Linked DNA regions of Homo sapiens: region 1 is linked to region 2. Evidence: read pairs that join two places in POLR2A ChIA-PET (ENCODE). Cell type or tissue: MCF 10A. All regions are shown on one strand. Links, peaks and the distances in the headings refer to the core of each region. The heading gives the core; the rest is flanking DNA.

Region 1 (2,869 bases), core at 1-2,500, 69 kb after region 2:
TCGAACTATAACTTGACTGTTGAGGTGACAGATGGGTCCCGCACCATTGCCACACAGGTTAGAGGCCTCGGCTGGGGACCCCTGTATTGAGAGGAGATGGAAGGCCTTCTTGGTTGGGATGAGGCTACAGAGGTTTTCTGTGGATGTGGTGTTCCTCAAGGAACACTGAATTTAGAATCAAAGTTCTTGTCTAATACACTCTCTACTTCTGTGATCCTGGGAGAATTCTTTCTCCCACTCTGGATCTGTCTATAATTGGAAGCTTGTTTAAATGAGCAGTTTTAATTAAAGATAGAGTACAATGGGGCTACTATGGGTATAGGGGGATGATGGTTGGGTAAGTGGGGCTCTGAATTTCTATTCTAGCTTCAGCCAGTGTTTTATCTGTTTCTTACATTTGGATTTCACACAACATTTCACTTGATGGAAAGGCCCTTCCAGAAAATTTTTGTTTTTGAAAAACACTAGACTGTGCAGCATCTGAAGGTCTTTTGATTTTGAAATACTGTCATTCATTCAACAAATATTTATCAAGTGATTGCTGAGTGCCAGGCACTGTGCTAGGCCTGGGTGATACAGGGAGGTCCAGACAGACCCAGTCCCTGTTCCCCTGGGGCTTGCAGTGCACCTTCTCCCTCATCTCCCTCCCTAGGTCCACATCTTCATGATTGCCAACATTAACCACCATCGGCCCCAGTTTCTGGAAACTCGTTATGAAGTCAGAGTTCCCCAGGACACCGTGCCAGGGGTAGAGCTCCTGCGAGTCCAGGCCATAGATCAAGACAAGGGCAAAAGCCTCATCTATACCATACATGGCAGCCAAGACCCAGGAAGTGCCAGCCTCTTCCAGCTGGACCCAAGCAGTGGTGTCCTGGTAACGGTGGGAAAATTGGACCTCGGCTCGGGGCCCTCCCAGCACACACTGACAGTCATGGTGAGTAAATGGAAAAATCTGGTGAGAATACGTTTGCATGTAGATGTGTAGGGGTGGACATGCTTGGAGACATGCTGAAGGTCCCCCTTCCCCTCATAAGGACCATGCACGAGACAGAGTTGTGACATTTCACAGCTGGCTAAGGGCACCTTCCATAAGGGATGCCTGGAAGTGAAGGTAGAGATGGGACGGCTGCCAAGGAAACTCCTGTCAACCTCAGCTTTCTCTGGACTCACCCCAGATATTTCCCAAGAGCTCTCTCCCTGCTCAGTGACTTCATGACACAATGTGGATTCATGTAATGTCAGAGCTGGAAGGGACACAGAGCCTCTCCCACTGAGAGCAAGGACTAGGGTCAGGCCAGCAAGGCATGCAGGACACAAAATGTAAGGAGGGCTCACTCTCTGGGCCATGTGCCTGCATTTTTATGACCCCAAGAGTCAGAGCCTCTTTAAATTTTGCACCCTACTTGCCTCACTTGCTTCCCCCTAGTTCTATCCCTGACCCTGCCCATTTGTCTCATCTTACACCTGAGACCCACAGAGAAAGACAGACTTCCTCACTGTCATACAGTTATTTATGATGGAACCAGAATCGGAGCCTGGCCTCCTGTCTTAAAGATCAGGGTTCTTATGTGCTAATTTATCATCCTCTGGGCATATAATACGTATTCAAGGCTCTGAGAAGTCCTGCAACAAAGAAAACTGTTTGACTGCATTTAATTCAGTGCTCCCCAAATTTATGTGACCATATAATTTTTTTTTCCTGCATGACATGTTAACATCTTGAAGAATGAGTATTCTCTGAGATGTAATTTGGAAAACACTGCTTCTCTGCCTATTTCTGTCTTTCTCCTAAAATAGAATTATCCATTAAAACAGCTGAGCCTAGGAATCATTGACTGATCCATTTACATAAATGAAGAAAAAGAGCATATAGATTAGAACAACATTTAAAAGAATATGGGGAGTTAGTTACAATTGGGCATATTTTAAATTGGCATTCTAGTTCATTAACCTTACCCTAACCCTGCCTCCTCCTATTCCATTTGCTGCTTACCCAATTACCCCCTTTGGGCCCATAGGTCCGAGACCAGGAAATACCTATCAAGAGGAACTTCGTGTGGGTGACCATTCATGTGGAGGATGGAAACCTCCACCCACCCCGCTTCACTCAGCTCCATTATGAGGCAAGTGTTCCTGACACCATAGCCCCCGGCACAGAGCTGCTGCAGGTCCGAGCCATGGATGCTGACCGGGGAGTCAATGCTGAGGTCCACTACTCCCTCCTGAAAGGTGAGAGGCCTGGCCATGAGCTCAGAGGATGGGTCAAGATGCTTTAGAAATAAAGGAAAGCACTAGAGGCATGAATTCGCAAATTAATCAAGTACCAAGCTCATTAAGCCTTGGCAAACAATAATTCTAGAGCATTCCCTGGGACTACCTAAATTAATGCACTTCCAAAGGTAGTAATAACATAATTACTACAATATGAGTAAGGACCACTCATGCTGTGGGAGAATTTGCATATATATTATATAAACCCACCAGTGACCAAACATGTAGAAGATATTTATGAAGTCCATGCAACATTTAAAAATGTAATAACTTCATGCATGTATCTTAGAACACTTTATGAAGTGTATGGCATAGTTTTAGAAGTAATTTTTATTTTCTGATAAGGCTCCACAGTGATTTAGTATCTATTTTATGGGTTTATCTATTTTATGGGTTTCTTCATCTCAAAAACGGGAATAATCTTACCTGTGCCAGAAAGTCATTGCAAAGATTAAAAGAGAAAATGTATGTTGGCCAGATGCGGTGGCTCACGCCTGTAATCCTAGCACTTTGGGAGGCCGAGGCGGGCGGATCACCTGAGGTTGGGAGTTCGAGACCCGCCTAGCCAACATGGTGAAACTCCGTCTCTACTAAAAAT
Region 2 (2,913 bases), core at 178-2,677:
TATGTTCATTGCTTAAAATTCACCAATAGACTGGATCTGTTCCCCCAACCTCCTCCACCACCCCCCACCTCTGCTTCTTTTTCTGTGGGTCACGCTGCGTTCACAAAGACCTTTGGAGACTGGGAGCCTGTTGTACATGAAGGGTGGAGTGTCAGTTGTACGTGGGAGATGTTAGGGGCAAGGGTACATTGCCAGGAGGTGGTGTTTATCCAGACTTCTCTCTGCCAAGGGGCTTCCCACTTTGTCTATGATTAGGACTGGTGCAGGAAAAAAGACACTTCTTGTTCAGAAGGTCCCCTGAGAATTTCCCCAGAGGGAAGGCTGCTGTCCCAGGAAGCTTCTCAGGAAAGGGACTCCAGACTTTGCATTCTTGGCCCCGCCTGACATGCAGGCTTCGCCCTGTTTCGGGGCTGATGAGAAAGCACGGCCCCAGGCACTGGGGCTTCATATTAAATTCTTAATAGCCATGGTGGGTTTGATCCCACACTCCCGAGAGAATTAGTCACTACAGGTTCAAGTGAGGAATTTATGGACAGGCCTCAACAATCTGCTTCTAATTTGGGGATGGAAACTTTGATTTAAGAATCCCAAAAGGCAATATAGTATGCACAGAGGAAGGAGCGCAAGGTGGGGAGGCCTTGATTCCGGTCATTGAACACACTTTATTCATTTCTGTGTCTGGCACTGTCCTAGTCGAGGCCCCTTCCTGTGAGTCGAAAGCTATGTTACCTTGGGCAAGTTCCTCCCCATTTCTAGGCTTCAGCTTCCTGACTGGCAGAAGGATGGAATGCAGCTCCCTTCTGGCTTTTGTTGGGGGTGGAGCGGTGGGGGGCTTTGATGCCATGAGTCTGGGTCTATGAAGGACAAATGGCATCTCCAGCTGTGGCTGCTCCCAGGGAGGGCTCCCCTATGGAAAGTTGGCTTTGGTGGCACAGCAGTTCCTGGAAGCCCGTGCATGCCTGAGATGCATTCATTACCCCCTGTCTGGAAACCCTGCCTGCCCTCCTGCTGCTGGGGAGGCATGGAAGGGGTTAAAGTTGCTGTGCAAGGAAGGAATAGACTCACTCCTTCCCCTCCCTTGTCAGGTCTTCTCCCCCTTTTGTTCTCAGGGATTTGCTCAGCTTGCTGGGGTTAGGTAAGCCTCCACTCTGGGCTGGGAGCCGCCACTCTGCTGTGTGGAGAGAACAGAACTGCAGCAACTTGCCCTGGCTCTTCCCCCAGGCAAGAAATCTGAAGCTACCACAAGGGGTGGGGAAATCTTGGAACCTGAGACAGTGGCCAAGCTGGAGCTAGAAGTGTCTTTAGGTATCACTGAGCCCAACTAACTCCTTTTGCAGGTGGGGAAACTGAGGCCCAGAAAAGAGACATTTGTTGGGTTCGCAGCTAGTTAGGTGGATTCAAATGCAGGTTTTCTCAATTTCTGGGCCTGCTCTCTTCACAGGGTATAAAGCTCTAACACAACAATGGAGGTAAAGTGTGGAACCAGTGGTCTCTTGGGGGTCCCTCAGGCTACTTTGTCACATGGCTCCATGGCTCCTGGACAATACATGAGTTGACCAGTTGTCAGTCATCTCAGGATGTGGTGTCAGGGAAACACCAGGATCCTGGAGGCGTGGGGACTCTTTCTGACTACCTGTGAGCTGAATGACTCTGGACACATCATGTCACCTCTCTGAGACAGTTTTGCCACTGCAAAATGGGGCCAGAATCCCTGCTTTCCCTAATTCATAGGTGTCTGTGTGGAATAATGTACTTTGAAGACTGCAAAGCTCTACATGTGCTCTGCATCCATTTCCCCTCCCTCTGGTTCTGCCCCTGATTTTCAGGAGGGGTTCAGTCTACTTTAGTCTTTAAGCTTAACCAGTGGTTGGGGGCAACGGACCCAACCTATGCTCCAGAGTTGGGTGTGAGACTTGGCTTTGCCAATCAGAGCATGAGTTCCCTGTGGTCACTGTGATTGGCTCAGGGTTGGGCTTGTGTCCCAATCACAGACAATCAATATTCATCCTGGGACTTTTGCTTGAGTGACAGAGAGAAATGACTCACTCTTTTCTCAGCTGAACAATAGCCTCGGAGAATGTGAACTTAGAGCTCCCAGGGACCACCAGGTGAGGAGAAACTACCTGATAATTAAGTAAATGCAAAGGAAAATAGCCAAAAAGCAGAGAAGGGTGATCTCTTGACAACGCTGTTTGCTCATTTGGCCTCATACTTAGACCTAAGGACAAACTCTCCCTGGATATGAGTCAATTCATTTCTTTTATTGTCTCCTTTTCTTCTTTGGTCCCTTTTTCTTTCTATCCATTTCCTTATTTTTGCTTAAGCAAGTCTGATTTGGGTTTCTGTCACTTGCAATCAAATTCCTTATTAAGACAAAAAAAAAAAAGAAAAATAATAATTACTGGGCAAACAATGTTAGTTACTGACCCAATATCCATTTCTCCTTCTCACTAAAAAAACCCTGGTTGGGAAATGAGAGCAGGGAGAGACAATGTGTTAAGTCCCAGGAGAGATGGAATGGTGGTGAAAGTTAATCACGACATCCCTGTTTCTTGTTTTTCATGATTCTTTGCAGCTGGTGGTGGCCGTGTGACCTAGTTCTAGACTGTGAAACATAGGAGCAATCAGCTAGGAAAGAAAACATATGGGGCTTCTGGGAATGTAGACATAGCCAGCATCACCCCATCTCCTTTCCCCTGCCTTGAAAGTGAGTGTGATGTCTGGAGCTTCAGCAGCAATATTGTGTTTATGAGGCAGAAGCCAAAAGAACTGCAGTGACACCAGCCCTAATATCACTGAGCTACTGAACAAAAGCCAACAGCTGTCTGCCTGTGTGTTTCTTGCAATATAATACAAACAAAAACCTATTTGTTTAAGCCACTGTTAGTGGATTTTCTATTACTTGCAGGTAGC

Evidence for each region. Peaks named below come from ENCODE experiments on the same cell type or tissue, not always from the same donor. Only the 100,000 strongest peaks of a DNase experiment are listed, where the experiment ranks them.
Region 1: POLR2A ChIA-PET joins it to region 2 with 6 read pairs; 3 of 35 experiments call an interaction of 5 or more read pairs at or near these places.

What each region holds. Positions count from the first base shown.
Region 1 is chr5:151,548,655-151,551,523 of GRCh38, reverse strand. FAT2 (FAT atypical cadherin 2) reads left to right here. Exons shown (of 24, transcript NM_001447.3): 7 at 1-57; 8 at 653-934; 9 at 2,019-2,229. It also overlaps a transcript of SLC36A1 not described here. Among named protein-coding and RNA genes, the nearest start is that of MIR6499, 28 kb to the right of the region's middle. In MCF 10A, for the core only: no CTCF peak of the experiment used is centred there; a DNase peak (open chromatin) is centred at 1,153.
Region 2 is chr5:151,618,175-151,621,087 of GRCh38, reverse strand. No RefSeq gene overlaps it. Among named protein-coding and RNA genes, the nearest start is that of FAT2, 28 kb to the right of the region's middle. RefSeq lists enhancers at 324-1,000, 1,001-1,679. In MCF 10A, for the core only: no CTCF peak of the experiment used is centred there; DNase peaks (open chromatin) are centred at 437, 1,157 and 1,977.